Regions from separate parts of the Mus musculus genome. Here regions 1, 2 and 4 are each linked to region 3. Evidence: chromatin loops called from intact Hi-C (ENCODE). Cell type or tissue: gastrocnemius. All regions are shown on one strand.

Region 1 (8,000 bases), 360 kb after region 3:
GAGGACAGAGGATGGATCAGGAAGAAAGCCTGAAGCAAGGTGGAAAGTTTGGTCAAGGGACAGGCTGTACTGCTGGAGCAGGAGCTAGGGATCTGGCTTGAGCTATGTGCCAGGCTCAGGGGAATTAATACTGGAGTTCCGAGGCTGCTGCAATTGTCAGCCTGGGCGGCTTGAATTAAAGGTCAGACCCTATAATTAACCTTCAGGAAGCTGAGATCTTCAGGACCACAGAGGACCAGGGTGAAGTTTTCAAGGCCTGCTTACTCCACCGGAAGGAAATTTCAGAAATTGCCAGCTTCACTTTTAGGGTCAGTGAAAGGAAAGAACAGAACCGCAGTTCTTGGGACTTCTCCAAAGTCAGCCAGCCCCAAACCACGTTCCAAACAGCTGGATGATATACCAGCAGGGGGCTCGTTTGCTCACTCTACATCCAATCCAACCAAGCCATTCTCCCTGCACTACCCTACCACCCAGCTCATCCAAGACATCTGCACATCCTCTTTGACTACTTTGACCTCTACTCAGGATGCTTCCTTCCTTGAAATGTGAACCTGAGCATATCACTCTTCTCCAGGAAGCCCTCTGTGACTTCTCAGGCTCCCCCCATCTTCACAGGGTTTACTGTCCTCATTCTTTTTGTTTTTGAAGACAGGGTTTTTCTGTGTAGCCCTGGCTGTCCTGGAACTCACTCTGTAGACCAGGCTGGCCTCGAATTCAGAAATCCGCCTGCCTCTGCCTCCCACATGCTGGGATTAAAGGCGTGCACTTAAGTACACATCTTGATTGCAGCTCTGAAAAACTGGGTACTGGCTACTGCTTGCCTTTCCTGCCCAGTCACATCATTGTAATCAATATGATGTGGCCAAATGGCCACAACCTCTCTGGATGATAGCTGAGGCAAAGAAGAGTTAACACAGCTCTAATGCTAAGCCAACTGTGTCCAAACCTCTTCTTTCAGTGGAATAGATGAGAACATAAAGAGTTTTAGGCATCCAGTGGTCACCCTCTGCCAGGACATCTCCTTCAAAGTAAAAGCCATAGCAACAGGAGAAACTGTGGAAGAGCATGCACTAAGCATGCTCTAGACCCTGGGTTCAATCCTCAGCACCAAAATAAATGAAGGAAAAAAAAAAAAGGAAGCAAATTGTTTCTAGAAAGGAAGCAGCCCTGCCCTCCTTGGATTCTGGAGGACACATTGCAATCCTAGGAGCTCTCTCTGGAAACATCGAAAGCCACCAGCTTGCAGTGAAGCCTCAAATGGAAAAGGTCTCTCCAGGCGGCACAGATGGCTGGGTAATGGCCTGGCACTGGGCTCTTAAGATGTAAGAAGCCCTATGTGCTGGAACTACCAGCAAATGTGAGACATACAGCATGGACCTCTCTCTGTAAACACCAGAGAGCCAATAGGCAAGGCCCCTGGGCTCTAGAGTGAAGCTGGGCCATCTGTAGCAGAGATTTTTGAGAAATAGCTCCTGTCACATGACTAGGCCCTCCTTTTGATTACATTCTTGATCATCAAGTGACCCAACACCAGGACTGTTATGACCTGCCAAGGTAGAAATATTACCCCAGCTTGTCTGCTGATGAACCAGGTAGAGGGCCTAAAATGGGACAGTGGCTGCATGACAGACAATTTAATGGTCATCTCGAAAGACCAGAGCCTCTCCCCAAGTTACAGAGCTGCAGGTATGCACCTGCTCAGAGCGAGGGGCACACAGGAGACTATTTCACACTCCTAGACCAGGACTTTTGAACTAGGACTATCACTTCCAGAACCCAGGAAAGAATAGGTTTGGCTGGTTTTAGACAAGAAGATCTGATAGAGGCACAAGGGGATGTGGTAGTGGTGGACACTTAAGAGTACACAGAACATGAAGGCCTTTGTTTCATACCAGAAAGCACTGTCACAAAGAAAAACCAAAACACAGAGTAGACTGGCCATCGTGGGCAAATGCACTGAGCACACGAATTGCCACTGCTGACGAAGAAGGGGGGCAACGGTACAGAGTCCCGCATACCAAAGGCCATCGCCTCTGCTGCCACCATCTGACTTCCACATACACAAGTGGCATGCACGCCCTCACACATAAACAAAATTACTTTTTAAGAATTATTTCCTATAGTGAGAATTTCACCTGCATTTATATTATGTGCACCATGTACATGCCTGGTGCCCATGGAGGTCAGAAGAGGGCATAGGACCCCATGGAACTGGTTGTGAACCACCCTGTGGGTGCTGGAAACTGAACCTGGGTCCTTTGTCAGAACGAGTGCTCTTAACTGCTAAGCCATCTCTCCAGACCTAATTATTTTTAAATTGAAAAAAAAAAAAAAGAAAAAAAAGTAAATCTAGCAGCAGTTGGCAGGGAAGCCACTGGACTGTAGCGGGAAGGGAGCATGGATTTGGGGCTGGCAAAGGTCTCAATCTGAGTGTTAACTACAAGGTGCCCACGTTCTAGTGCTTCACTGAGTTCATCTGCTTGCTTGCTTGCTTGCTTGCTTACCCAGAAATCTTGGTGTCGGAAGCTTGGGATGAGAGCAGGTGCAGATGCTAAGGCAGGCAGGATGGTGAGCTGGGCAAAGAGAATCCAGCTTGCTCAGAGCTGCTACAGAGGCCTGAGCAAGCCCCATGCAGGACACAGCTGACTCCAGGGTCCTTGAGATCTTGAGCTCCTGGATGTGGCTGCTCTCTTACTTCATTCCTCATTCCAACGATGATTAAAAACACAACAAAAAGGGACACTCGCAGCTGAAAAGCCCTAATTTAAGAAACATGTCCACACTCACCTTCTCAGGAACACTCTCTGCTCAGGGCTGACCCAAGCTCCCTCACTAAATTGCACAGCTGACATCTGGCTGCTGTACATCTGGTCTTGCAGAACCACAGCGGTGGCCAGCTGTCTGAAGTTAAGCCTGTCCCACATTCATCCCACAGACAGGACGAGAGCTGGCTCAGGTTATTAGCTCCTAAGAACTGTGATGGTTAGTTTTAACTGTGAACTTGACACAACCTAGCATCACCTGGGAAGACAGTCTGTGAGGGGATCTATAATGCGGTTGACCTGTGAAGGGTTTTCTTATTTCAGTTGAGGTTAAAGACTCACCCAGAATATAGGTGGCTCCATCTCATGGGCTGGATCCTATACTGAATGAAAAGGAGTGAGCTCATTACTGGCATGCACTAATTCACTCATTCATTCATTCATTCTCATTACCGTGGATGTGAATTACTTCAAGCTCTTGTGGCCTTAACTTCTCCACAGTAACTACAACTGAACTGAATAAACCTTTCCCCCTAAACTGCTTTTGTCAGTTATTTTTATCACAGCAATGACGACTAAAACCGTATTTCCTGGGAATTCAACTTTTCCAGGCCTTGGTTTCCTCCCAGCCCTGGGGAAATCTCCATTTGCTTTGCAGAGTGTAAAACCCTGGTGTTAGGTGTGCCCAGGCTTAAGCTCACGACATACAGCTGAACATCATGCTAGCCTTTCTAGGGGACCAAAAATTCTCCTTCTGTACTCCAGAGACACAGCCCAACCTCTTCTCTCTTCCTCTCTTCTCCCTGCAAAGGAGCTGAGGTCTCAGTCTGTAGCCCACTCACTCCCCCTGCCGGCAGGACACCACAATGTGGCTTTCCTGAAGCCTCCTCCTCATCTCTTGCAAAAACATCCTGTGCACTCACAAGCTGCTCACAGAAGACAGACATGTGCTGGGGTCCTTCCTGCCCTGTAAGTGCTCAGAGCCCAGGGATGGTCCAATATGGGGCTGGCCGAAACAACCAAGAAACTATATCTGCATTGTCTTCCAAATTCTAAGAAACTGTTGGGCCACAAGGACAATGACAGCTGCCTAGGAGGTTGGGGAAGACATCATAGCAGCTGCCTCCTAAGGTAAACAGTACACAATTTTCAGGCAAGGGGAACCAGAGAGAGCAGTTACATGCAGAGCCAGAGGAACACAAAAGAGGACAACACCGGGTTTGAGGGGTTCTACTTGTTTAAGCCACTTCTGGAACGTTCTGCCAGAGGAGCCTGATTGAAAAATTAAAATTTAGCTACGTGTGGTGGCAAATGCCTTTAATCCCAACACATGGAAGTCTCAGAAATAAAAAAAAAAAAAAAGAAAGAAAGAAAGAAAGAAAGAAAAGAAAAATTTAGCTGGTTACTAGGGTCAAGGCTTTTCCACTGTTATACCTGACAGAGCAAACCCTTCACTAGAGAAAGGGCTTCTACACCACACACACACACACACACACACACACACACACACACACACCTGCATGTGTTAACAGAGGGCAGACAGGGCCACCTGTGTTCTATGTTCCCACCCAGTCTCCTACCGTTCTCAAGAAATGGCCCAGTATCATCGATTAAGTGACAATCTTTGTAAGCTTGGCCAGCTTTCCTCCCTCTGCGGTGGGAGAACAACCTTTGCACATTCCTCCTCACTGGCTGACTGAATTAGCTTTGAAAGTCTTGGGCACCAGATAGGGAAGGTGCACGGACTTAAGTCCTCAGGGGCGTCCTAGACAGTCCAGACCCCAGCCGGCTGGGGAGAGATGCACAGTTTGGTCCTCAGGAAGGCCACACTACACCTCCACAACCCACACACCCATGAAAGCCAGTGACCAGTGAGATTTGTTTCAGGTGTTTTATTAAGTGGGCCATACTGTAGCTGGTTTCTAAGTTGCAAAACAACATAAATTGAACAGTAATAACATAGCCAGTTAGACTGACAAGCTTTCCTTCTCTTAAAGAAAAAAAGAAAAGAAAAACAAATACTTAAAACACACAATGGCAGGTTAAATAAATAAGATAGGTGAAGAAAAGACAAACCTGTTAAACATGCTCATGTTTACTCCTGTGCAACTTTGTGCCAACAGGAAACATGATTTTCTGCATGTAGCACAATGACATTGTCCTGGCATGTCTCCTTCCCAAATAATACTGACAAAAAAGGGGAAGGGGGGAAACGGATGTGGAGCTGACTTGGCAGTGCTTGATCAGAGGCACTGCTAAAAATCCCTTTGATTGGAGCATGGGATGTCCCACTCGCACACCTGTGCGTGGCCCGTGAAAGCCAGATAGCCAGAATAATGTTAATATAGAAAACATTAGTTTAAAAACGATGTGGAATGGCCTCACCGCCGTGACGGGGCGGCATGTGGAACAGCCCCACACTTGTTGCAGGCTCAGTCTGGGAGGCCACAGGCTCCCAGCGTGCGGCCATGCAAGGGAGGCACCAGCTTCAAAACAAGCAGCGCCAACCTTGCCCCTCTCTGTCTCTTTCACATGAAAGTGTGTAAAAAGCAGGTCAGCAAATAAACTCTAAAATAGATTATTTTTTTTCCAAAAATCCTCTAGTTTTCTTTTTACAGTAAGTATACATATCCTCTCTGTCCCCCACAACTTGCTTAGGTCCCTTTGGGATGAAGAGGCAGAGCTGCAGGGAGTCTTTCTGGGTCCTGCTGCTGGCTGGTGCTCAGAGGTCAGATGTCAATGCCCTTAACGAGGGAAGTGTCCAGTGTGATGTTGAATTCTTGCAGGGTCTGCAGCACTCGGATCAAGGAATTGACGAGTGTGTGGTCCTTGATCAGCGCCACGTCCTCATACATGTGCGCAGTGATGGGGCAGTCGGCCAGCAAGGCTATCCAGTGGTGCAGGAGGTGATCTCTGGTAGGGTGGGAGTGATCCAGGTAGGTCAAAGCAAGGGAAAAGAAAGACACAGGCCAAGGCCAAGTTGGGGGTGGGGGGATCCTTGAACTTAGTGAGAGGATGAAGAAGCTGTACCCCTCCCCCATAGCCCCAATTCCCTCTAAAGGAGCTTGCTTTCCACCACTCAGCCCTGGGAATAACCCAACACAATTATCCCTGTCACCTGCCTCTCTTTCTCCACCTCCTTCATCTCCCTAGACAACCTAGCACACACCAGTTACTAGGCAGACGTGAGCACTCCTCCCGCCATCAAACAGAGGTCCAAAACATTTCTTTTCTCCACAGCTAACATCACACACTAACATCACCAGAAGTACTAAAACATGTGACACTTCCCATCTGCCAGCTGTTGCAAGAGGTTTAGTTTTCATGACAGCACCACCTATATGCAATGCCACCAAACGGCACAAAATGTTGGACCCTCTGGAACTTTTGTTAGTAGCCATGTGGGTGCTGTAAACCCAACCTGTGTCCTCTGCAAGAGGAAAGGGTCATCTTAACCGTTGAGCCATCTCTCTCCAGCATCTTACTTACTTTTGTGTTGTTGAGATGGAGTTCTTACTGTGTTGCTCATGATGGGCCTTGTATTTCTAGGTTCAAGCAATCCTCCTGCCTTAGCTCCCCAGTAGCTGGGGGCACAGCCACATAGTACTCAGCTCAGAGTCTGTATTAACTGTCACACCAACTCTCCTGCACACGGCCTGAATACCATGCCTCTAGTCTATGTGGCCTTCCCACTCTCTCAGTGCTGTCCACTCCGATGCATATTACCCATGATGTCAGCTCCACATTATCTCAGCCTTCTCATTAAACAATGCAGCCCTAATACAGAAGGAATTTTCTCCATCCCAGGTCTTGTAGCCCCCGCTTCCTTCTAAACGTGCTCCCTATCACTGACCCATCATTCTGCATGCCATTTCCTTCCACTAAAGCCTCACTGAAACACCTCCTCTTCCCGGAAGCTTTCTCGGGGCTCTCTCCTCTCTAGGGTTTTCGCACATCCTATGAGGGGTAGTTTGATAATGTTTGACACATTTTACTTTTAAACATGACCAGCAAACTTCCCAGCTCAGCTTTCTTTCCTACCACTTTCCATAAGGCCCCTGAAATTCAATTGTTTACTGAAAAAATAACTATACATATTTACTTCCAATGTCCCCAACAGGGTGGTTTTGAACCTTCCCATCAAGATGTGGCCTCCATCTTCCTTAATCATACACATTCTACTTCCCAGGTCCCACAAACACACAAGATACATAAGAAAAATCAATGGCATAAAGGGGCCCTCCAAGGCAGGGCCATGGCCAGTGCCCACCCTGCAGGACAGTGCCCACCCTATTGCAGCATCTGAATATTGGCTGCTGCACACTCTGGCCCTGTAGTACCTGGCTCCCAGGCACACCAGCATCTGAAATTTGCCGTCCTTGCCAATGTTCCGGGGCGTGTTGTTGACTGCAGTGACAAAGCGGCAGAAATTGCGGGCCCGTGTGTGCCAGTTTTCTTCTGGAACTACGTCATTCTGCTCTAACGTCTCATAATAGGTTTGTGCTTTCTCTGTGAAGAGAAGAAAAGCTGTGACAATGGCTCCTCAAACTCTGCCCTGCAGGCCAGGGGCTGTGGACTCTCCAAGCCCACACAAGCAACTTCAGGAGACCAAAGCAAGTTTTAGATTTTATTTATGTAGCCCTTAGCATGAGCATGCTCTTTTCCACTTGTCTGAAAGGACAAGAAAACTCTGAGGACTGTCTCCTGCATAAAAATTCTCCACACAGGGTTTGGGATCCAATACTCTCAACTGTTGTTTTGGTTCTATAGGAATAGAGGGTGAGGAATTGGGGCTAAGCCTATTCTAGATGAGAGATGCTCAGAAACTCTTTTGGTCCAAGTTTTCAGAGCTAAGGGGTCATACCCATGAGCATGGGGTTGGTGTGCTCTCCCATTATTCCCTACAAAAAAATCTGGGCAAACAAATAGCAGACCTAACTAAGGGCTGCCTGATTTGGCTTCTACAGCTAACCCATATGACATGGAATATAAAGACCTCCATATCAACATACTTTTCCTACTCTTCAAACCTAGACCAGCTCACCCAGGAAATCCCAAATGAAGACATTTTTGAAGAGCCGGGGTGATTTAAATCCATGCTGAAAAGCTTGTTCCAGTGCTGAAACGAGACCACACTCTCCACAGAGCAACAGTGTCAGGCTGCCACGCTAGGAGAGAAAACAGGATAAATGACAGGCAGGTCTCAGCTGAGCTGCCCTACCACTACTACATCCTTAA
Region 2 (8,000 bases), 190 kb after region 3:
AAAGGATAGGTACAAGGCAGAAAATAACACACATCTCCGACCCACCAAGGTGTGCTCCATAGTCCTCAGCTCAAGGTGAAGCTAGGGGTGGCCACAGTATCTGTTAGGTGTAAAATAAGCAGCAAAATGCAGTGCTCCCCCCACTCTTACTGAGGGGCCCTTGTGGACAGTACAACCTAATTCTCAACATTTAAGGTCCAGTTTCTATACTTGCTTGGGTCTTGACTCTCATCAACATCTGGAAGCGGTGCCCTGTTAGCAGATGTGAAGACAGAAAAGCAAAGATGGCGAGGGATGTCGGTAGAGTGCTCGCCTAGTACTCATGATGGCCTGGGTTCTACCCAGGAACCATGTAAACCTGACATGCCTGTAATCCCTACTTAAGGAGGTAAAGGTCGGAGGATCAGGAGTTCAAAGTCATAGTTGGCTATTTTAGTAAGTTCAATGGCAGCTTGCACTACAGGAGACCTTTTCTAAAAAGGAAGAAGATATTAAATAGAGGTATAAATCAGAGCACAAAGATCAACTGCCCAGTCCATTCTTTGTTTTTTGGTTTTGGTTTTTTGGTTTTTTCGAGACAGGGTTTCTCTGTATAGCCCTGGCTGTCCTAGAACTCACTTTGTAGACCAGGCTGGCCTCGAACTCAGAAATCCGCCTGTCTCTGCCTCCCAAGTGCTGGGATTAAAGGTGTGCACCACCACCACCCGGGCGACCAGTCCTTTCTTATTCATGTGGAAGCTACTATTTCTCTCATCTGACAGTCTCTCCCCACAGCTTGCATTCTATACATTAATTACATCCAAGCCCACTAGGGTGTACCTGACTCTCAAAAGACCCATGCAGCCCCTAGCCCCTCCCTGGGAAGCTAGCACCACACCCCAGGTATAACATACCTGGCTTTCCAGGCGGTGGTTCAGGCCCATTTCTCCTCCAGTACCTCCACTCGGGCTTGTGGGGGCTGTACTGCTGCAGAGATGTCGTCTCAGAAAGGATGGGGTCAGTGTTGACTGCCCTGCTTACCATCTGTCTCAGAGGCAGCCCCATCTCCAGATGACTCTCTGAATTTTCTTCCTCGGAAGAGGAGGAGGAGGAGGAGAACATATTGTAGCTGAGCTCTGCCACCGGCTCCTCCTTAGGACCTTGTAGGGGCAAAAGCTGAGCTGTGGGCTTCACCTCTGGCTCCGGGAGTTTTCTGGTTGTGAGCTCTGAAGTCCTAGTTAGAGGCCACCAGCTCGGCCCCACCAAAGGGCAGCTGCTCTGGCACTGAAGCTGGCAGCAGGCACAGGAGAGGCAGGGAGGGCATAAGAAGGAAGAGTCCAGAGGATGCCTGTGTGTGGTGCATCCAGCACGGGGTCCCAGCTGAGAGCAGTGAGGTACCCAGAGACAAGAACTGTGGCAGTCCCTGGTATGAGGTGCTTGTAGTCTTTCCACAGCCTTCTTCCAGACCGTGGGGGGCACCCACCTGACGCTGCCTAGAGGCACCTTAGTTGTCTTGCCATTCCAGAAATGAACAGTGATTTCTTTTTCTTTAGATGCTATGAATAGAAAAGGGAGACATTTGAATTCCTGGTTCTTTGGAATCCCCAAATCCAAAACCTCAGCCCCACCCCACTCCTCTTTCTTGATCGTCATGTGCCACAGTGCCCAGAGAGCCTGTGGGAATGTCTCCCTCTCCTGTACCTCACTGACCATCAGTTCTGGGCGATTTACAGGTGTCTTTTTCCTTCCTCAGCTAAAAATGACCTGGAGGGGCCTGGTTTTCATGCGGAACCAAAATGTAGCCTCAGCAGAAGCTGTGCTGTTTAGCTGGCTCAAGAGGACTGTCAGTCCCTGGAGGACTTGGTGAGTCTCCCATGATTCTAGAATACCTTTACCACCACTACCACACATAGCAATGTTATTATTTTGTTTATTGGTTTGCGTTTCTGAGACAGGTCTCATTATGTAGCCCTAGCTGACTTCAGATTTGTTATCCTCCTGCTTCAGACTACAGAATGCTGGAATTACACACACATACACACACACACACACACACCCCACACACGACATCACACCCACCCAGCTCCTGCTATGGTTTAGGTGACTGACATAGACATGGTAATTTTAGGTTGTTTCCCTTGATATTATTTTATACTTTTTGGTTTCTTGATTTGTTTCTTAAATATTGTTATTAATTTTTACACTATGTGTACAAGTGCTTTGCCTTGATGTATGTAGGTGTACACAATCATACGTGGCACTCAGGGAGGCCAGAAGAGGGTATTGGATCCACTGGAATTGGAGTTACAGAAGGATGTGAGCTTCCATGTGGGTGCTAGGAACTGAATATGGGTCCTGTGCAAAGATAGCAAGTGTTGTTAACTACTGAACCATCTCTGTAGCCCCCACTTTGTGTGTGTGTGTGTGTGTGTGTGTGTGTGTGTGTTTTGGTTGGGGGGGTGGGTGTTTGGTTGGTTTGGTTTTTTGGGTTTTGTTTTGTTATGTTTTGTTTTGTTGAGAAACTCTTTTTTTTTTTTTTTTTTTTGTGGTAGTGGTAGGGTTGAGATAGGATTTCTCTGTGTAGCCCTGGCTGTCCTGGAACTCACTTTGTAGACCAGGCTGGGCTCAAACTCAGAAATCCTCCTGCCTCTGCCTCCCAAGTGCTGGGATTAAAGGCGTGCGCCACCACTGTTGAGAAACTCTTACTCTATAGCCTAGTCTGCCTTCAAATTTGCAGCAATCCTCCTGGCTCAGCTTCTAAGTGCTAGGCTAGCATTACGGCATAAGCCACCAGTGTCTGTCCTCCCTGATACTAAGCATATCATAGAGCCTGGAAGATAGGACTGGCTCAGCCACCACTGCAGGAGAAGTTTTTTTCTTTTTGCTGTGGTTCTAAGACCCCTGAGCTCTGACCACCAACAATGCTCCTTCCCCCTACCCCCTCATGTGTGCCTCATGACACACCTCCCCCAGGGCCATGGCAGCTTCCTTACCTCTTTGTCCTTTTTGCTTCTTCAAGCCCACTAGAACAGTGCCGGGGCCATACCGCTGCTGCCCCGGTTCCCAGGGTGCCAACACCTTGTCACCCAGCTGCAGTGAGTGTGGCACAGATGGTGAAAACTGAATAACATCCTCTGGAAATACCACCCTCTGCTGCTGGGCTGGCAGCTCTAGGCCTGTGACAAGGGGAGCCTCAAATTCCACAACCAGGGCCCCCCGCTTCTCCAGCTATGGGAAAGACAACAGAATGGGATTTAACATTAGGGGCTAGAGAGATGATTCATAAACAAAGCCCCAGCTGTCCATGAAGAAGACTAGAGTTTGGTTCCCAGCACCCACATGGAGGCTCACAACTAACTATAATTCCAGTCCCAGGGTCCCTGACACCCTCTTCTGGCCTCTGTAGCCACAAGACACATACATGCTGCACATACATACATGTAGTCTTAGTTAAGTCATGCATGTCTTAGTTACTTTTATAATGCTTTGATAAAATACCATGACCAAGGCAAATTAGAAAGGATTTATTTCGGACTTAGTTTCAGAGGGTTAGAGCCCATGGCCATCACTGTGGGGAGCATGGCAGCAGGCAGGCAAGCAGACATGGTACACAGGTAAAGTCGGAAAATGCTGAGTTTGAGAGTGCATTGCCTTTTGAAACCTCTATCCCAACCCCACCAACATCCCCACCTCCACCATGAGACACCTCCAACAAGGCCACACCTTCTAATCTTTCCCAAACCATTCCGCTGACTAAGGACCAAGCATTCAAATATGCGAGCCTAGAGGGGCCATTCTCACTCAAACCATTACACAAAGCGCTCATACACAGAAAATCTTAAGGAAAAAGAGGGAACTGAAATACAACAGAGGAATTGAGTATGGTGACACATACTTTTAATCTCAGCACAAGGGAGGTTTAGGCAGGAGAATTGCTTTTGAGTTTGGGGACAGCTTGGGGTTTGTACTAGGCTCCAGGCCATTCTGAGCTACCTATCAAGTGTCAGGGCAGTTGAGACTACAGACTGAGGCCCTGTTTTGTTTTGTTTTGTTTTGTTTTGTTTTGTTTTGTTTTGTTTTTTAAAAAAGATAGGCAAGCAAGATGACTCTGTAGGGAAAGGTGCTTGCAGGCAAACCTGACTACCTGAGTTTGATTCCCGGGACCCACAACTAGGAAAACTGACTCCCCCAGTTGTCCCACCCATATGTCATGACACATATATATACACACGAGCACACACACACATTCACAAAGTCCAGCTCTTGAAAAAAAAAAAAAGTACCGGAGCTAGGAACTTAGCAGAGAGCATACCTAGTATGTGCAAGACCCCAGGTTCCATCCCCAGCAGTACATAAACCAAGCATGGTGGAAACAAGAGGATCAGAGGTGCCAAGGTCAGGGCATCCTGGGGTACATGAGGTCCCATGACAAAAATTTAGAACGTGGGATCCGAGAGATGGCTCGGTGGTTCTAAGAACACTTGCTACTCTTGCAGAGATCCCAGGTTTGGGTTCCAGCTCTCACTCCAGTTAAGGAGTGATTTGATGACCTCTTCTGGCCTCCATTGGCATTACATGCACATAATACTTAAATTCGCGCAGAAAAAACACTCACATAAAATTAAAATAAAACTGATTTTAGAAAGAGAAGTCCAAAAGAAGTAAGTTGCCACTGAAGTAGCGCCTAGGCCTGGCGACTGGCATTTTCGGGAACAAGATGCTGTGTATGAGAGCCAACGTGCTCACATATGGGAAATGCATTCTCACTCTTCTTTCTCTGAGGCTCAGGCCCGTAATTCAACCCACCAGATCTTCCTGAACAACAAATGTATATTTTTCTTGCTGTTAGGAGATGAATTGTGTTTCTCCTTCTGTAAGTTAATGTATCCAATCTTGGTTCCAATACCCCAGCCTGTGATCTCTTTTTAGGAATCAGGCCATTACAGGTATAATTAGTTAAGATGAGGTCACAGTGAGCATAGCAGGCCCTTGATCTGACTGATGTCTTTATACCCAGAGGAAATTTGAGGAGCTGGAGGGGTGGTTCAGTGGTTAAGCACACTTGTTGTTCTTGTAGAGCGCCTGGGTTCAGATCCCAGCACCCACTTCAGGGTGCTCACAACCACCTGTAGGTCCAGCTTCAGGAGAGCCAGTACCTCCTTCTGGCCTCTGCACATACAAGTACACACAGACACATAAATAAAAATACTTGGGAAAAAGAGGAAATCTGAATGAATACTATTCAGAGGGAAAGAAGCCGTGTTAGGTGGAGGCAGAGTCAGGGTGACTCTTCTGAAAGCTAAGGGAACCCCAAGATTCTGAGCAAATACTGGAAATTATAGGACTGGCAGGAAACAGACTCTTCCTTGTATGTAGTCTTTAGAAACAACCCACCTTGAAACACCTGATTTTCAGCCTCAAGAAATGGGAGAGAACAGGTTTCTGTCATTCAAGCTGCTCATTTTGTGTGGCACTTCGCCACATAGCTGTAGTAACTTAGCCAAAAAACTAAACTTGCAAACGTACACAGCCAAGACACGCCAGGTGCGAGAAGGCCACCAGGGGAGTGAGGAGTGAGCTGATGGGGAGAGGTACTTGCCTCTGGAGCAGCCTTTATCTGAGCCAGATAATAAAAGCCATCCGGTTCCTTTCTGGCCAGGACCCAGGAGCCGCCCGCAGCTCCGACTCTTCCCAGCCAGCGGAGCCCCGGCCATGGCCGATCAACAGTGTGAAGACATGGGCAACAGGCAGTGCACCTGGGAAAGGCAAGTGAGATCAGGGGCGAGCACAAAACCTAAAGACATCAAGAGGACCGCAGAGATGGCTCAGCGTAAATGCGCCTGCCGCCAAGCCTGACCATCTGAGTTCAATCCCCAGATTCTACATGATGGAAGGAGAGCACTGACCCACATGTGAGCTATCATGGGTGTCCTCACCTGGACAAATACATGAATGTAAAAGAAGGTAAAGACAGTAAGAAACGCGCCTCTGGAGCAGATCGGAGGATCTTGTGCTTGCCCGACTCACCAGCAAGAACGATGCTGCAACAGGATCCTTCTGCACACGTTTATTGGGAAAGCTTGATTGCAGAGGCGAAGAGACCCTAAGCCCAGAACTGGTGCTGCTTATATAGGCCTAGGAGAGGCGTGTCTCACACCCGGATTGGTTATGCATGGGTTATGCTTACTACCTCATTTGCATGCCTTCATCTGATTGGTTAACTTGTCTCTCATCTGATTGGTTAGCTTGTCTCTCATCTGATTGGTAAATTCTCAAAACCTCATCTTGGCAAAAAAAAAAAAAAAAAAAAAAAAAAACTTTACTGCCTATGTATGCGTGGTGGCCAGCGGTAGCCAGCGCCACCCTGCAACGGCACATGTGGCTTCCCACAGGAGGAGACTTACCGCATGAGGATGGTAATGGTGTGCGCAACAGAAACACAGGGAGAATGTAGCCATCTTTGGCTTCCTGTAAAAATCAGCTAAGCTTCTGCTAGCAGAAACTGAAGGCCATAGAAAGCAGTTTTTGGACTGGACATTGTTTCATGTGGCCCAAAATGAAATCAGCTTGTATACTTGTGTTAACGCTTGAAAGGGGAGCTGCGAGATGAGTCCCAAGACATTATGGGATACCAGGATGAGGTTAACAGTGTGACCAGGGAGCCAAACTGTAAGGAAATTGGCTTGAGGCATGTCATGGTTTGAATGTGCTTGGCCCAGGGAGTGGCACTATTTGGAGGTGTGGCCTTGTTGGAGTAAGTGTGTCACTGTGGGTGTGGGTTTTGAGACCCTCCATCCTAGCTGCCTGAAAGTCAGTATTCTGCTAGCAGCCTTCAGTTGAAGATGTAGAACTCTCAGCTCCTCCTGTACCATGACTGCCTGGATGCTGCCATGCTCTCACCTCGATGATAATGGACTGAACCTCTGAACCTGTAAGCCAGCCCCAATTAAATGTCCTTATAAGCGTTGCCTTGGCTATGGTGTCTGTTCGCATCAGTAAAACGATAACTAAGGCAAGGGGTCAGAGGGATATGGAAGCGCAGAGGAGCTCATGAAGGGGCTGCAGAGTGGTGGAAGGTGAAACCAGTTCTGGGGACTCCAGCGGCAGGGCTCTCTGGCCTAGGGCAGTACAGAATGAGAGATCCGACCTTTGTGGTTTGGTTTGGTTTGGTTTGGCCTTTCAAGACAGGGTTTTTCTGTATAGCCCTGGCTAACCTGGGACTCGCTGTGTAGACAAGGCTGGCCACAAACTCAAAGAGGTGCACGAATTCTGCCAGAATTGAAGTGCTAGGACTAAAGGTGTGTGCCACCACAGCCTGGCTTATTTGTTTGTTTTTGTTTTTCGAGATAGGGTTTCTCTGTATAGCCCTGGCTGTCCTGGAACTCACTCTGTAAACCAGGCTGGCCTCAAACTCAGAAATCCACCTGCCTCTGCCTCCCAAGTGCTGGGATTAAAGGTGTGCACCACCACGCCCGGCTCTGGCTTTTTTTTTTAATTCAAATATTTATTGTTACTTTTTGGAGTGGTGTGTTTATATTCCCTGGAGCTGGAGTTACAGGCATTTGTGAACCACCTGATACAGGTGCTAGGAATTGAGTCCAGGTCATCTGTGACAGCAGTATGCACTCTTAACTGCTGAGTAATCTCTCCAGCCCAAGAGGATCTGGGTTTTGAAAAAGTTGTTTTGTACAAAAACCTGAATATAAAGATGCTTAACTTGGTCATGAACAAGGCGATCCAAACAAGTAAATTAAGAACTTGAGCAATGTATTGGAGAGATGGTTCTGTGGTTGAGAACAATTGCTCTTGCTAGGACCAAGATTTAGTTTCCAGTACACATGGCTGCTAACAGAGTCTGTAACTCTAGTTCTAGCAGATCCACTGCCCTCTTCTGGTCTCCTTGGGTACTGCACACATGTAGTGCATAGACTTAGGCAGGTGAAACACCCATATACTTAAATAAAAAATTTAAGTTGAACATTTGGACTAGCGAGTCCCTATCCCAGGCAGTCTGGTTCCTA
Region 3 (8,000 bases):
AGCCTCTATCATATTTGCTGGCCTAGATTCACAGCATTTTAGGGAACAGCACCCCTCTGGCTACCTTCATTAGTAACAAGTAACTTACCCAGGCCCCGGAGAAACTTGTTCATCCCGCTCTGCTCAGTGTCAGGGAGCTCTTCTAGATACTGTTCCACTCTCTGCTCAAAGAGGCCTGAGAAAGATGAACAGCAGGTACGAGGGAGAGAAAAATGGTGACATGAGTGTTTGATGGACCACACAGTGCAGATACAAAAGGGACAAGGCAGACATCTAGTCTACTAGTTGGCAGTTCATTACAATGACCTAGTTATACTGAGTCTAGAGAAGCCCCCAGCTCCCATCCCAGTGCCTGGGACCTTACCCTTGGCTCGACACTTCCTTAGCTCCCTGTCTTGGATGAAGCCAGCAAACATCTGAGATTCCATAAAAACTTCAAGAAAACGGCGGATACTTTTGGAGGCCACAGACTTGCGGAAGGCCTCTCGCTGAAAAGCCCTTTCCCCCTTCTCACTGTGTGTCAGGAAGAGGGAGTAGTGACCCACAGTCTCCACAAAGAACCGGATAAACACCTCTGACACAAGTCCATTGAGGGTATTACATTCTAGAAGGGAAAAGAAAAGTCACATTCAGCCCAAGATTCTAGAAGGCCGACCTCGCATTGCTTCAGTCTCTTCCCAACACGCTTCTAACCAGCACTCATAACTGTCCTTTGCTTAAGAGCTGTCACCTAGCTATGAGCCCCTGGAGGTCAGAAACTGCTCTAAGCACACAAGTTGGCAAATACTTCCCAGAAATTGGAGACCAAAGCATCACCTTTTCCACATAAGTGAGGGCAGTGGCTTGAAACAAGGCCTAAGAGGGAGGGGTTGATTCATTTCCTGTCACCGAGAAGTCTGTAGTGACATGTTTTGGGGCAGAAAAGGCACTGGGCCTAACTAGAGTGACCCAGTTCCTACACCTAGGCTTCGTCAGCCAGAAAGGCCCCAGCGGACAGTACAGATTTCAAGGTCTGAAGTCCAGACTCAGAGCAGAAAGGTTCTACCCTCACCATCATCAGAGTCACTGTCAGAGTCCTGGGAGATGAGCTCACTCTTCCTCTCCAGAGCCTGCTCCAGAGCAGCTTGCAACTTTCTAGGTAACAGTGTGTCCTCGTCGTCCATCTGCAGGAGGAGACAGCAGGGGTGACCACAGCTGACACTGACGCGTGCCAGGCCCCAGCTCACAGAGCTTCTAACAGCACTGACACTATTAGCACCCTCGCATAATGAGCGAGCACAGGAAGGTTTGAAACTTGCCCAAGTTACAGATTAAAGAGCAGCTGATTCTTTGGACCCATGCAGGATCTCCTACCCCATCTCCCTTCTCGTCCTACTTTCACTCAGGTAGGAAGTGCAGTGAACTTGGCGCAGAGACTGGCCTAACCTGTACTGAGAATGCTATTCCCGATCCATACTCTGGTGCCGGGGCTGTATCCTGGTGCTTTAACCTGGGGAGTCCTTAGTTATAGCAGTGGTTTGTAATAGGCTGTCTGTTCCCAAAGGGGACCTGCTAGGTCATGCTCTATGGGAAGCCGAGAAGACTCCATGACTAGCGAGGGCTTTTTGCAGCAATGACTGTGAGCCTTTATATGAAGCACATTCAGTAGTGTTCATAATCCCCAGAATATCTCTAGAGAGGTGTTATCTGATGGGAGCACTGGCTCAGAGAAAATTTCAGGTCCATTTTCTGTTTTTAGGTTATATGCTCAAACACATCAAGGCTCTATCTCAAAAGAAAACAAACAAAAACAAAACAAACAAACAAACACACACGTATCACCCGGACAGAGCCCAAAAGTGAGTATTAAAACTTTCAGGTCTTATTCTTTCACACTGCTACCCAGAAAAGCTGGGTGTGGTGATACACATCTATAATCCCAGCACCCAAGAGAACCATCACAGGTTCCAGGTCAGCCAGAGCTGGATAGTGAGACCCTAGATCCAAGAAAAACCAACAACAAAGGCTAGAAAGGCAGATCCCACTGAGGCCAAGGGTTCTGAAATCAGCTTGCTCCACCCGTCTATTCTGTGAGTTTGAAATTCAAAAATCAGAAAGCAGGCCGGGTGGTTACTGAGTGCCCACTGCCTTCCCTAGGCAGATTCAGGTTCTGTAATATGCGGCTCTTACCTGTCGGATGAATCGGTCAGATCCCAGATTCACCATCAGTGCCTGGGAAAGGGTCAGAAGCAGTGATCAGGGACTGAGTCTTGCAATGCCTTTGATAGGTGTCCAGACCTCCCATGTTCCCAGGGACAGATGACAGGAAAGAGTCAGCCAGATAAACCTCCCAGGAGAAAGTACAGAAGCTGTTTGAAGGCCAGGGCTGAGGTAAGATGATCCCCACAGCCTTTCTCTCTTCCTCCCCTTCCCCTGGCTGGTTGCCCCTGGGCGGCTTACCTCTTCCACAGGCAGCTCCTTCAGTTTGGGAAGGGAGCTGGAGAGCAGGCCAACCAGGAAAGGGGTGGGACAGCAGACAATGTCAATCATGGAGGCTGGGAGGACAGGAATGAATGTGTGCTGCCAGGAGAAGGGGTAGAGCAAGGCCACCACCGCGTGAGAGCAGCTGGACAGGGTACTGATGGACAGACAGAGAGACAGGGCAACTGAGCCCAGGGCCAACACCCTCAGGGAAGGATAATTAGAAACTACAGGGGCTCAGGGTATCCTTTGATGAACTGCACTTTTAGGGATTCTACAAGACACAGCCACAAAGGTATGTACTCAGCACACTGTGACATACAGAGGATTCTGCATGCATATGCATGTCTGCATAACAAAACACACACACACACATCACCCAGACAGAGCCCAAAGGTGAGTATTCAAACTTCCAGGACTTATTCTTTCACACTGCTACCCAGAAAAGCTGGGTGTGGTGATACACGTCTATAATCCCAGCACCCAAGAGAACTATCACCGGTTCCTTCACACATATATGCTTGCACACTCACCCCCAGATGAGCTGGTGGGAGTATTAGCTCAGGCTAAGAAGCACAAAGGAACTTATCACAAAGCTCCAGTGTGCAGGAGCTGGAAAACCCTGCAGAAGTCCCTCAGGCTGTTCTACCTTTCACAGCTGTGTTCTGTGGGATGCCCAGTTTGTCATAAGAGGCAGCCAGGACACAACCAGTTTTGCCATCTTCTAGCCCAGTACTGCTCTGCCCTCTGGCTTTCTATTTCTTTCTCCTTAGCTGGTAACAGTGATCTGACTGAAGGGAGAGTGCAGAAATCAGGAGGTGTGCGGTGGGCTACACCATTCTCAGGTCTCATTGGGGTCATCCCTTTCTTGTCCTGGAGGGGGCTCCAGACCTCCACACGGTGGAATCCACAGGGCTGGCTACAGGAGCCCAATGACCAAAGGGAAACCAGGAGGACAAGCACAGTGGGGCAGACCTGAAGTTCACAGGCAAAACGGAGTGCACACACCCAGCTTGTGTAGAGGCCTGGTGTGAGGCACCAGCAGACACAGGCACAGCTGGCCTGCCAGGAGACAAGCCAAAGCACCTCCAGACAAGCCAAGTGCTGTGACAAGCACTGCAGAAGCGGCTAGCTAGAGGCTTATAACCGATGATCATCTGAACCCTGCCTGGACAGCACAGCAAGGCCTACATTTAAGAAAAGACCTTCCACTTAGGGACCATATCACAGATGACGATACAAAAGGCCTAGAGCCCAGCTCACTTTAAACCTCATTTTCTTTTGCATTAGTGGACCTCACTCATCACCCAGAAAAAGTCTGGGTCCCCTGGGCCCATGGTACATAACTAGCATTTAGGAGACTGAGATTCGTGAGTTCCTAGCCAGCCTGTGTGCTACAAAGCATAGCAAGTTTGGGATCATTCTTGGTTATGTTGTGAAGTCTACCCCATGCCCAAAAAGTATCAGGGCTCTCCCTGGGATGCTGTAGCGTGGACTCACACATTTACACCTAATCCCCTGATGGAGACAAAAAGTCAGACCTATCTATTATAAAAAGCAATCCCTGCTCATTTTCTCTAAGGCAATGATAGTCAGCCAGGCCCTTGTGTGACTAACTTGTCACCTAATGGGCACCAAAAATATGCTGTGCCCGGAGACCTAGGTGCCCTGACCCTGAAAGCCATTCTCCTGAGGACAGCAAGAAAGTAATTTGGCAAAGATCAGGGAAAGATCTGCTTTAAGCCAAGGGACACACTGATCTTCAAAAACTACAAAAACTACAAAAAAAAAAAAAAGGGCAGGGGGATTTTTGAAAAACTTCAAAGGGCACGTTCAGGGTCCAGGTACTGTCAGGGACCACACTCCAATCTGGCGAGGCCACGCTGGACAGAATACCACTCTGCCATTCATCACTAGTCTTAGCTGCCAGACTGGGCCCCTTTACAAAGGCAAGATAGGCCTTGAAATACCTAGAGCAGTGATTCTCAACCTTCTTAATGCTATAACCCTTTAATACAATTCCTCATGTTCTGGTGACCCCAAACCATCAAGTTATTTTCACTGCTACTTCATGATTGTAATTTTGCTGTCATGAATCATAATGTAAATATGTGTGTTTCCTATGGTCTTAGACAACCTCTGTGAGAAGGCTTTTTGAATTCCCAAAGGAGTTGTGACCCAAGGTTGAGAACAGCTGACCTAGACTGCAGTACCCAGAGCTCCACAGCTATGAAAGGAGTATGAGAGAGGCAGCCTTCATTTCCTAACTCTCACCGTCCTTGGAAAAGTGGGCAGCTCAGCAAGGGGTAGTGGCACCCACCTCTAATATCAAACTCAGGAATGGAGCCCAAGGACTGCAAGGTCAAGGCCTGCCTGAGCTACACAGTGAGATCCTGTCTCCAAACAGCAACCACCATTTCTGCCCATTGCCTGAGAGCAATTGGGAGAGTTCCTCTTTTCAGCTACACCAGGGATTTGGTACCCACCATAGGAGAAGCCGGCAAGAACTTGTACTGCCTTCCTCTTAGCACCTGATACAAGGCACAACACAGCATGCAGCTTAATGACTAAGCTAAGTGGCAGCACACATACAATGCTAGAAAAACTACTGCCTTGACTTCTTTGATCAGAGTGACACGTTATCCCCAGCCTTCCATCCTCTCCCAGCATGCACCCTATACACTCTTAAACAAAACACCTCAGCTGCTGGGAACTCATTCCTAGATGTCTCAGGTCTGCGATCATCTCTTTTACTGCTCCCTATGGTCACCAACAGATCTCTACCTCTAAAAGTGCCTATCTGTTGGACCAAGTCTTACGGACCCATCCAGCTCTTCTTAGCCTCCTCAAACTGTCCCAAGCTCTCTAGACCTCCAGTATCTGAAACTTCTTCTTCCCTCCCCCTCTCCCGTCCATCTGTCTGTCTGTCTGTCTCTCAACTGTAACCTCTGTCCTACACATCTCTCAAGGCCCCATCTTGTCCTTCTCCATAGCTCCCTGGAACTTGGATTATTTCTACCCACCATTTCTGCATGTTTCCCTGGGCCAGCTGCTACAGAATAACTTAGCAGCTCTCCACAGTAGCCCTTCCTGGAATCCATGACCCCTGAAACTCTGCATTCTGCACAGGCAGCTTGGCTGGAGTTGCTTGCCACTTACCGTCTCCATACAATTGTTCCCGCACCTGTACATACATGGCCATTGCACAGGAAGTGTCCCTCTTCCTCCTCAGGCCAAGTCCTCAACTGGATTCTCAATCCTACTATCCATCCCCTTTCCACAGGTCTGCTAACCCTTCTCTATGTCATATTTACCGTGACAATGCACACACATAAGTAGGCACTCTAATACCACAATGTGTGGGATACACCAAGACTCGTAAAAATTTGCTGAATTCATTAATGGATATGCCACCCACTCCCTCTTTCCTTGCCTCCTGAGCCCTACCTGAGCTTATCTGCTACAAAAATGACTCTGCGTTCCAACAGCAATGAGGCAAAGATTCGGATAAGCTGACGCACACTGAGGCAGGTGAAGAGGCACTCAAAGTCCACGTGCTCCAGGCGGGAGTCCATAGGCCGACGCAGCTCTAACACCTGGAGGGAAGTAAAGGCAGGGCAGAAGCAGGCTAGGTGAGAGCCCAGGCTGCACACACAGTGTCTGCTGGCTACTCTTCCTTTCAGCCTTCTCCTTCCAAGGCTTCCAATCCTCTTACGATGCAGGAGACCCAGGCTCTCCTTCCTTCCGATTCTAGCTCTGCTCCTAGCAAACGCCTAGTACTAGGGACCAAACATAAGCTCTGAGGAAAGTAGAGAAAGCTAACTGCTCCCATGGATATGAAGAACCAGGGAGTCACACACCCCATTTGCACGAGTCTCCTGCCTTCTTTCCCATCTCCTTCAGCATACTGACCAGACCCACAATCGACCACTGCTTTCTAGACCATAGGAAGAATCCAGTACTTAGGAGTGCTGGCCTCTACCATGTCTGGAGAGACAATGCTGTTGTCCTTGTTGCCATGTCCCCTCCATTTCCTATGACAGTTTCCTTCCGACGGCTGTCCTGCCATCCTGCCCCTTATCTCTACCACCAGCCCTGTGCTAAGGATAGGAAAGGTCTGGCTATTCCAAAGAATCTTGCAAGGACATAGGACTACCTTTATTAAAGCCAGGCCTACCTGTATTCTCGAAGGACTACTCAGAGGTCTATGTAGCAGCTCCCAAAGCCCCTTCCCTGGAGGCATGGGTGTGTGTGTGTGTGGGGGGGGGCTGCAAGTGACCCCCACAGTGACAGAAGAATTGCTAACTCATCGTCTTCTGTAGAGCAGCAGTGATATGCAGGCTTCCTGAGAACTATCCCCTGTGGCCTTGTGGTGTCAGCTAACTCCCTCAAGGGGCTTGCACCAGGTGTCTCAACTGGTCTTGCTTCAGATCTGCTCCAGCCACTTACAGAGCCTCATTTCTCATCTCTAACTTGGGTTACTTCCAGTCCCCTAAGCGCTGTTTGCTTTTGCAAGTGAAGGAATTCTTAGCTCAGTATTCACCCTGGGTTCTGAAAAACATCAACAGGGATGAAGGGGGCTGCAGGAGCTGTGTGCGCCGTCCTCCTTGACAGGTGGTAAAGCCCAGGAAGATCAGAGCAATGAAGAGGAAAGCCTAAGTGCTTGATGGGCACAGGCTGAAGGCATGCCATAGCAGCCAAGTCAGAACCCTGTACCCTACCCAATATCTGTCCCCATCCTAAAACAAGACAAAACAAAACTCTGTAGCCCTGCCTCCTGGGAGCCCTGCAAGCAGCCCTAATAAGTGCTACTCTTCAGCTTCCAGCCTCTAACTCCCAGCCCCATGCTGCCCCTGCCTCCAGGGGCTGGGAATCTGACAGCAGCATAGTGGGACAGCCCACAGATAGCAGTAGGAAAGAAGGGCATAGTGAGATCTGCAGAGAAGGCAGGCGCTGCATCTAGGGTGAGAAGCTGGCACCTGCCCACTTCTGGACAGTTTCTGAGAGTCTGAGGTGTCTTACAGTATGAGTGAATTGGATTCTGTGAGAAGGAAATGTCTTTAAAGCAAAACCAAGAAGACTCATGGGATAGAAAGTAGCCCTGGTCAGAGAGAAGCAGCCAGGCCCAGGAGGTGACCTAGGAGAAGTAGGAACTGAAGAACTCCAGCTGTCAAGGCAGGGTCAGCTATCCTGCCAATCATCAAACTCCAAGTCTCGCTAATCCCAGGATATGTAGAGACTCTCAGGGAGATGCCAACAGGCATGTGTCACTGCCTGCACAGCTCTACGACTCTGAGGTTGGTCCTCCCACTCTGTGGCAGCTGTTTTCATCTTCCCACCTCTTACTCTGAGACGCCCCCTTCTCTACACTCAGCCAGCTCCTAAGAATCCAAGTCTATAAGCCACCATCTTCCCCTTCCTCTCCTAACAGAAGAAGGCCTCCATGAAGACCCCTGCCTGCACCTTCTGGTGACAGTTGGCTGCTTCTGGTGACAGTTGGTGTCCTTCCTTCTTCTGCATTGCTAATGTCTTCACCCAGG
Region 4 (8,000 bases), 170 kb after region 3:
GCATACACAGGCCCTGTGTTTAGGATCTCTAGCACTGTGGAAATTCCAACCACTACATAGTAAATAATAGAAGATTCCAAACCAGGAACCAAGGTTCTTTGTCATTTTTATTTAACACTGTGTTGATGGCCAGTATTCAGAGGCAGAAATCCTGACTAAAATATTATGATTGAGGCAGGCATATACTTTTAATACCAGCAGGAGTCTGCATAAAGACTTCCGGGACTTCTCTATGTACCAGGGCTACATAGAGGGACTCTTTTTTTTTTTTTAGGTATTTTCCTCGTTTACATTTTCAATGCTATCCCAAAGGTCCCCCATACCCACCCCCCCCAATCCCCTACCCACCCACTCCCCCTTTTTGGCCCTGGCGTTCCCCTGTACTGGGGCATATAAAGTTTGCAAGTCCAATGGGCCTCTCTTTGCAGTGATGGCCGACTAGGCCATCTTTTGATACATATGCAGCTAGAGACACGAGCTCCCGGGTACTGGTTAGTTCATATTGTTGTTCCACATATAGGGTTGCAGTTCCCTATAGCTCCTTGGGTAATTTCTCTAGCTCCTCCATTAGGGGCCGTGTGACCCATCCAATAGCTGACTGTGATCATCCACTTCTGTGTTTGCTAGGCCCCGATAGAGAGACTCTTAAAAAAAAAAAAAAAAAAAAAAGGACAAGTTAAGATTGGCTAGTTGTCTCTTTTTTGAGGTGGGACCTAGCAATGTAGTCCATGGCCTTTAACTTCTGCTCTCCTGTTTCAGTCTCCTAAACAGCTGGAATTTAAAGGTGTGTAGCACCAAGCCCTCAGGTCAAATGTCTTCATGTACAGATGATATGTAGAAAATACCAAAGGATCCACAAAAGTCCCCCACTAGGATTAATAAGTTCATTAATGTCCAGTTGTCTAAAACAACTAAATAAATAAAATTAAAACTAGGTTGTATGTGTGTGTGTGTGTCCTTTTCAAAAACAAATAAAAAATGGAGGGGAAGGGAGGAGGCAGGAAGGAGGAAGTGAGGGAGGAAAGGAAGAACAACTATCATGATAGTTAATATTGATTGCCACCATGTCAGAATATAAACACACAGGATATATATCACCTAAGAGACAAGCTTGTGGGTACACCTGTGACAGATTGTCTTGATTAGGTTAACTGAGGCAGGAAGACCAAGAGTGAATGGCACCATTCCCTGGGCTTGGGTCCTGGACTCCATAAAGAACGAGAAAGCTAGCTGAACACCAGCAATCACTGACAAAGAGAATATACCTGGAAACATTAAATCAGGTACTGAGCAGCCTTTTATTAAATCCTCAACACTGCACTCAGGATGGGAAGGGAGTGTAGCCCCAGGGAGCATTATGCGAACTTTATAGGGGACAGGACAGAAGTAAGAGTGACATTAGCCTGTCAAACCCTGATTACCTGCAGAACATTTTCCAAAAAAGGGTATGGGAGCATGGTATCTAATGCAGCCTGGTACAACATTTCAGCTGCAGATCCCATCACTGTCTTGTAAGCAACTCACTGAAGGACTGAGACAAAACAGTGTCACCAGTGTTACTCCCTATCAATCACTCATCTCCACTTCCTGGTTGTGGCTGCAACATGAACAGCAGTTTCAATCGCATGCTGGCAAGACCTCCCAGTACCCTGAAGCTGTGAGGCACAGTGATCTACCTTTCTAGATTTTGCCCGAGTATTTTATCACAGCAACAGGAAAAGAAAGATACAAACAATAATCACTCTACAACATTGATAAAACTCAAGAAAACTGAAGTAAATGTATAGGTATTCTATGTTCATGAATTCAAAAGTCCAATGTTTTCTTAAGATTTACTTTTACTTATGTATATTTGTATGTGCCTGTGCGTGCATGCGTGTGTGTGTGTGTGTGTGTGTGTGTGTGTGACATGTGTGCATGAGTGACTATGGAGACCCAGAGAGGACAGTAGTGAGGTGCTCACTGTAGGTGCTAGGAAGCAAACACACACAGGCCCTCCAGAGGAGCAGCAAACCCTCTTAGTCACTGGGCCATCTCTCTAAGCCATCCAATACTATTTAGATTGCAGATCTTCCCAAATTGACCTGAAAATTCAACTCAATCCCTGTCAGAACCCCAAAAGTCTTTATGTAGGGGTGGTTCTGATGTAGGTCCTGTTACCCAATTGGCTCCTTTTTTTTTTTTAAGATTTATTTATTATAAATAAGTACACTGTAGCTGGCTTCAGATGCACCAGAAGAGGGTATCAGATCTCATTATGGGTGGTTGTGAGCCACCATGTGGTTGCTGGGATTTGAAATCAGGACCTTTGAAAGAGCAGTCAGTGAGTGCTCTTACCCACTGAGCCATCTTGCCAGCCCCCCCCCCCCCCCCGCCCCCTGCCCACCGCAATTGGTTCTTGACAGTAAAGATGCCACAGGTCAATTGCTAGGAGGAAGGAATAGGCAGAACTTTCAGGTCTCTCCCCCCCACACCCCCAACCCTGCAGGCAAGCAAACAGACAGAAGGAGAGGACAGAGAGAGCATACCTCCGCCATGCTTTGGAGGTAGAAAAGCCAACCAGTCATGTGAGATGTTGGGCAGAGCGACCACAGGCCTCTCCGGGCAAAAAGGACGGGATGCTGAGCTGAGACTAAAGGTAACTGAGTGACTAAAGTTGAGGACAGATTTAGAATGCTGAGCTAAGAGTATTCGGGAGGGCACGCCAGCCTGGGAAGATTAATAATGCCCAGAAACTGAGCTAATAAGACAAGCTGAAATTGAACAACAGTGTGTTTTACAATTGCAGATCCAATTTTCTCTGGGTCAGGCAGGTGGGGTGGTCCATTCCTAGAGCTTAGGCGAGGTAGCAAAAGCTACCACACAACATCTTTATGTGGAACTTAACATATCTTTTAAAATATAAATGACCTAGAAAATCAAAACAACTTTGAAAAGTACAGAACACAGTTTGTATACTATGTTCTATACTTGATATCTCAATTTCTAGACTTACCATAAACCTACGACAATCAAGAGAGAATGGCTTACATACATATGATCAATGGAACAGACCAGAAATTAACTCCTGTATACTTATAGTCAACTGACTTTTGACAAAAGTACAAATGCCACCCAATAAAAAAAGAATAGTCTTTTTGACAAACGGTATCTAAAGAAATGAGTTTATACCTCATTTAGCATATATACAAATTAAACTCAAATATTAAAACTTTAGAAGAAGAAAAAATGCTTAATTAGGCAAAAATTACATATGATAACAAAAGCACAACCCATAGAAGAAAATAGTAAAACTGGCCTCACCATAATTTAAGACTTGGTGCTTCAAAAGACATCATTAATAAAATGAAAGGAGAGGATGTGGAGAGATGGTTGAGTAGTTAAGAGTACTTCCTGCCCTTCCAGAGGACCCAGATTCTATTCCCAGGACCCACATGGAGGCTCACAACTGTCAGTAACTCCAGTCCCAAGGAATCTGATGCCCCCTTCTGGCTTCCATGGGCACTACAAGCACATGGTGTACAAACATACAAGCAGAAGAAACATCCATGTCTTCTACTGGCCTCCATGGGCACTGCAGGCTTTTGATGCATATGCATACAAGCAGGCAAAAGACCCATACACATAAAATAAATCTGGAAAGAAGAAATATATTTTAAATAAAATGAAAGTGCAGCTGGAGAGAGTCAGCAGTTAAAAGCACTTGCTGTTCTTGTTGAGGACTGGGGTTTAGTTCCCATCATCCACATGGTGGCTCACAACCACTATACCTCCAGTTCCAGGTGATATTATGTCCTTTTCTAGTCTCTGTGGTCACCAGCACACACATTGTGCACATGCATCCATGTAGGTAAACACTCAGATACATATAAAATAAATCTTTTTTAAAAAGAAAACAAATTAAAGGGAGATGAGGAGAAGCTTAATAGGTAAAATGCTTGCCATGCAAACATAGGGACCTGAGTTGGGACCACCCCAGATGCACCACACCCACATAAAAGCTAAACATGGCAGTGTGCTATTCATTAACTGGTGCAGGGGAATCAGAGACAAAAGGATTTCTGGAGCTTGCAAGCCAGCTATTCTAGCCAAATTGGTGAGTTCCAGGCTCATTAAGAGATGCTGTTTCAAAACTTAAGATGGAACTCAATTGAGGACATCTAGTATCAAACCATACACACACAGACACACAGAGAGAGAGACTGTTGTGATAATGGGAAAGACCTCTTCATTAAGTCCCAACAACGAACCAAAATATGATTCTGTTGAAGTTCACTCTGGGAAATTAAGAGTTTGTGAGGCTTATGGGGGGAATGGGGGAGTTATAAGTAGCTTCCTGACCCACAAGCTATCACACAGGAAGGCCTGGATGTTGGCCCTTCCCTTTGTCTTTCCCAGCTTATACACTCTAGCCTCTCTCTGAGACCTAGGCCTCTGAGCAACTAGGGTATAACTGCATACAAACTGCTTGGAGACTCATGTAAAGAAAGGCACAATGATCCCTCCTACCTCTTCCTTCTATGAGGGAATGTCAACAGTCCACAGACACCGCGCACGCACATTTGCAAGCAAGAGCTAATGAAGATGGTGGCTGTTTTGCTCAAAGGACCACACGTTACAACACTCCCAACCCCACCCACCACATAGAAAATGAAGGGCTAGGGATATAGCTCAGTAGTAAAGCTACTTGACTAGTATGCAAAGGGCCCTGAGCATTTTAATCCCCAACAACGAAAAACTGAAAAAGAAAATGAAAAACAGAATATACTGTGATGGTATATTATATATTATTAAGTACATTGTATACATTTATATATTATTATATATTAATATATCATATTATTTGTATAATATATAATTATTACAAACCGTATATCTAATAAAGGGGGCCTATATTCAGAATTTGAACTCTTATTGCCCAATAATAATTTTTAAAAACCACAGACAAACCATATTAAAAAACAGACAAAGGATTTGACCAGGTATTTCAGCAAAGGGCACATAGGAACAGCTAGAAATAACAAGAAACGGTCTACAGCAGTACCGGTCACTATGGAAATCCTAACTGAAGCCCCAGAGACTGTCACTTCATACTCACACCAGCAGGAGAAGGACTGCAACACAAAAAGGCAACAAACGCTAGAGTGGACACGGAAAAGCGGCCAGTTGTGGGAATATAAAACTGTGCAGCAACTTTGAATAACAGCCTGGCAGTTTCATATCATGTAAATATAAATTTATAATACTCTCAAAATTTTTACTTCAAAGTTTCTGCTCAAGAGAAATGAAAATATTTAGTCTTAGAATGCATTATCAGAATAGGCCTCCAGGATGGAAATAGTTCCAAGTGATGAATAAACAAAATACAGTATATTCATATAATGGAATATTATTTATCCATAAAAAGGGATGACAATGTACTATATACTATAACTCAGACAAGCCTCAAAGTAATCTAAATGAAAGAGACCGGTCCAAAGGGCCACATACCATATGATTTTATTTGTATGAATCGCCAGAAAAAGGCAAATTTATGGGGATGTCAATCAGAATAGAGGCTACCTAGATCCTGAAGTTGAAGTGAGAATCATTCATCAATAAGAACTAGACTACTTTTTACTCATTTTTTATGTGTGTGAATGTAGTACATGTGTGCCAAAGAAAGTGTATGGAGGTCTGAGGACAACTTTTGGGAGTCCGTTCTCACCTTCTGCCATGTGTAAGGCAGGGTCTTGCTTGTTGCTACTGCTAGACTATATAATTCAAGGTGTCTAGTCCAGGAGTTCTAGCCAATTTCCTGTCCTCACCTCTTATGTCACTGTTGCAGGGTAGGGCTGACAGATGCACACTACAGATCCTGGCTTCTGGCATGGATTTCAAGGAATCTCAGGTAGCTAGGTTTGTGGGCAAATGTTTCTCTATTCACACTACTTAAGGACTGAGAATTCCTTTGTGTCCTGTGAGGGACCCACCCCGCACTGAGCAATGTTCCTTAAAGTGGAACTTTCTCCCCATTCACGCCCTGCTGCTCACCAGGGGGTGTCACTCCCGCTGAGACCCAGGGCTTTCACCATAGCCCCATGGTGTTCTGAAAGGTATCTGATCCATTTCTTACTTTAAAAAGTGATACGATTGATGCTTGAATGGTAGGTCCAGATCCCAGGACCAAAGAGACTGAAAGCCAGCCTGGTCTACATAGTGAGGGTTTGCACAGTGAGACTGTCAAAAACAAACAAACAAATAAACCTCCAACAAAATTGTGTGAATCTGTTCTTCCAAGGGAGGAATGAGGAAGCTGCAGGAAGGGAATGACGGGATTCCCCACTCACCACTCCACTACATCCTCTACCAACCTGCCAAGAAATACCTGCCATCCCCTGGAGTCTTACCAGTCCCCTCACCCACAGTTCCAAGACCTCCGTCTGGCCTCCATCCCCAGCCTTGAGAGTTCTTCTGACAGAATGCCCTTTCCCCAGCACTACCTCCTCAGTCGCGTTGGTCCGCTAGCCTCATCACCTCCTCACACAAAAGTGGTTCTGGAGTGGCGAGACCCCTGAATACGGTCCGCATGCACCTACTCTCACAAATGTTTTTAGCGCAACGAGTCACGGGATCCACACTGACCTGTCGCGGCAAGAAAGTCCTCGAACGACAACAAGCGCCCGCTTCGCGTCTGAAGCTGATTAAGGCTGGGCCCACGTGCCCCTCGACCCGGCCCCGCCCACACCGGCTCCGCCCATCGCCAGGCCCCGCCCACGGCGCGCAGCAGTTAGCTTGGCAACTGGCGCGAAAGAAGGGCCGCGGGAACACGGAAGGCGTGTCCGTGTGAGCGCTATGCGCGTGCGCCCGGAGAAGCAGGCCGGGTGAGGGGCTGTACCCAGGGTCTGAGAGGCGGAAGTGCAAGGGGCAGGGGTCCTGCCTGCTAGTTCCTCCCCACTTGGATTGCGCGATGCAGGCGAAGGGGGAGTTGGGGTCGCGGGGAAGTTGCCGCCCGGATCCGGGCCTAGTTGACTTGTCTGTGTATGTGTCCAGGGAGACATGGAATACTGTCTGGCGGCCGCGGCGCTGAACGGAGTGGACCGGCGCTCGCTCCAGCGCTCTGCTCGGCTGGGGAGGGAAGTATTGGAGCGCGCCAAGAGGAGGGCAGTGGACTGGCATTCTCCAGAGCGATCCAGAGGCAACGTGGGGGTCCTTTACCGCCAGGGCCCCTACCAGGAAAGATGGTCGGTCCCTGGTTCCCAGCGCCTCCTAGGAGAGGTGAGGCCGGGAGCTGGGGGACTGTCTAGTCATTCTCCGCCGCCACTGGGCGGGAGGAAGCCTCCCATGTCCAGAAGATGTAACGCATTGGAGCAAAAGTGGAAACGTTGTTTGGAAACTGCTTTTGACACGGTCTCGTATAGCCCAGGCTGGCCTTGAACTCTTGCCTACGATTTAGGTACTAGTATTAAAGAGGTTGTGTACAAGCACGGTGTGACCCAATTCTTTTTGAATAACAAAAGAATAGTAGTATTCTGCTTACTTATAACATAAAATTTCTTACCGGGTGTGGTGGTGCACACCATTAATCTCAGCATCCAGGAGGCAGAAGCAGACAGATCTCTTGAGTTCGAGATTAGCCTGTTCTACATAGCAAGTTTCAAGCCATCGTGTGTTACCTAGTGAAACCCTGTCTAAAGTAAATAAATACAATTCTTAGTGTGGTGCCAGAACTTGGGAGGTCGGGGCTAAGGATCAAGTACAAAGTCTTCCTAGTGTACATGTGATCTTGTCTCAAAAAATCATAAACAACAATAACAGTTCTTTCCCATTACTCAATAGTGAGTAAAGCCAGCCAACCAGTTATTTTAGTTCCTGGATAAATTGCACATCTAGTTTACAGAGTTGGATTTTTTTTTTTTTTTCTCAGCAAGATCCTTCTTACCAGTTTCAGCTTGCAGAAGCTTTCCTAAAAGTGAAAAAGGGCTATTTCTCAAATGATGTCCTTCTCCAGTAGGGGATTT

What was found. A loop is a pair of places that touch in the nucleus more often than their neighbours do. Peaks named below come from ENCODE experiments on the same cell type or tissue, not always from the same donor. Only the 100,000 strongest peaks of a DNase experiment are listed, where the experiment ranks them.
Region 1: a loop joins it to region 3, with 3.0 times the contacts of the local background. A loop is called at or near these places in 4 of 42 quality-filtered maps.
Region 2: a loop joins it to region 3, with 11 times the contacts of the local background. A loop is called at or near these places in 24 of 42 quality-filtered maps.
Region 4: a loop joins it to region 3, with 3 times the contacts of the local background. A loop is called at or near these places in 23 of 42 quality-filtered maps.

What each region holds. Positions count from the first base shown.
Region 1 is chr7:109,889,141-109,897,140 of GRCm38, forward strand. It overlaps Dennd5a (DENN/MADD domain containing 5A), which reads right to left. Exons shown (of 23, transcript NM_021494.1): 21 at 7,807-7,930; 22 at 7,103-7,271; 23 at 4,640-5,675. The coding sequence ends at 5,492. Among named protein-coding and RNA genes, the nearest start is that of Scube2, 27 kb to the left of the region's middle. In gastrocnemius, a CTCF peak has its summit at 3,618; DNase peaks (open chromatin) are centred at 1,318 and 3,612; H3K27ac peaks cover 463 bases.
Region 2 is chr7:109,714,953-109,722,952 of GRCm38, forward strand. It overlaps BC051019 (cDNA sequence BC051019), which reads right to left. Exons shown (of 6, transcript NM_001040700.2): 3 at 5,579-5,735; 4 at 2,973-3,207; 5 at 894-1,535. It overlaps Gm51493 (a long non-coding RNA gene), which reads left to right and starts at 1,297. Exons shown (of 3, transcript XR_003946860.1): 1 at 1,297-1,405; 2 at 1,733-1,842; 3 at 5,639-6,073. In gastrocnemius, a CTCF peak has its summit at 4,550 (motif pointing left); a DNase peak (open chromatin) is centred at 5,609.
Region 3 is chr7:109,525,175-109,533,174 of GRCm38, forward strand. Denn2b (DENN domain containing 2B) reads right to left here. Exons shown (of 20, transcript NM_001001326.1): 14 at 5,908-6,056; 15 at 2,440-2,617; 16 at 2,170-2,211; 17 at 1,052-1,163; 18 at 365-604; 19 at 89-175. Among named protein-coding and RNA genes, the nearest start is that of Snora3, 9.0 kb to the left of the region's middle. In gastrocnemius, a CTCF peak has its summit at 3,334 (motif pointing right); a DNase peak (open chromatin) is centred at 3,365; H3K27ac peaks cover 4,145 bases.
Region 4 is chr7:109,696,914-109,704,913 of GRCm38, forward strand. Akip1 (A kinase (PRKA) interacting protein 1) reads left to right here and starts at 6,765. Exons shown (of 6, transcript NM_020616.2): 1 at 6,765-6,863; 2 at 7,033-7,257. The coding sequence starts at 7,039. It also overlaps a transcript of Denn2b not described here. In gastrocnemius, a CTCF peak has its summit at 3,521 (motif pointing left); DNase peaks (open chromatin) are centred at 6,033 and 6,786; H3K4me3 peaks cover 1,581 bases; H3K27ac peaks cover 1,389 bases.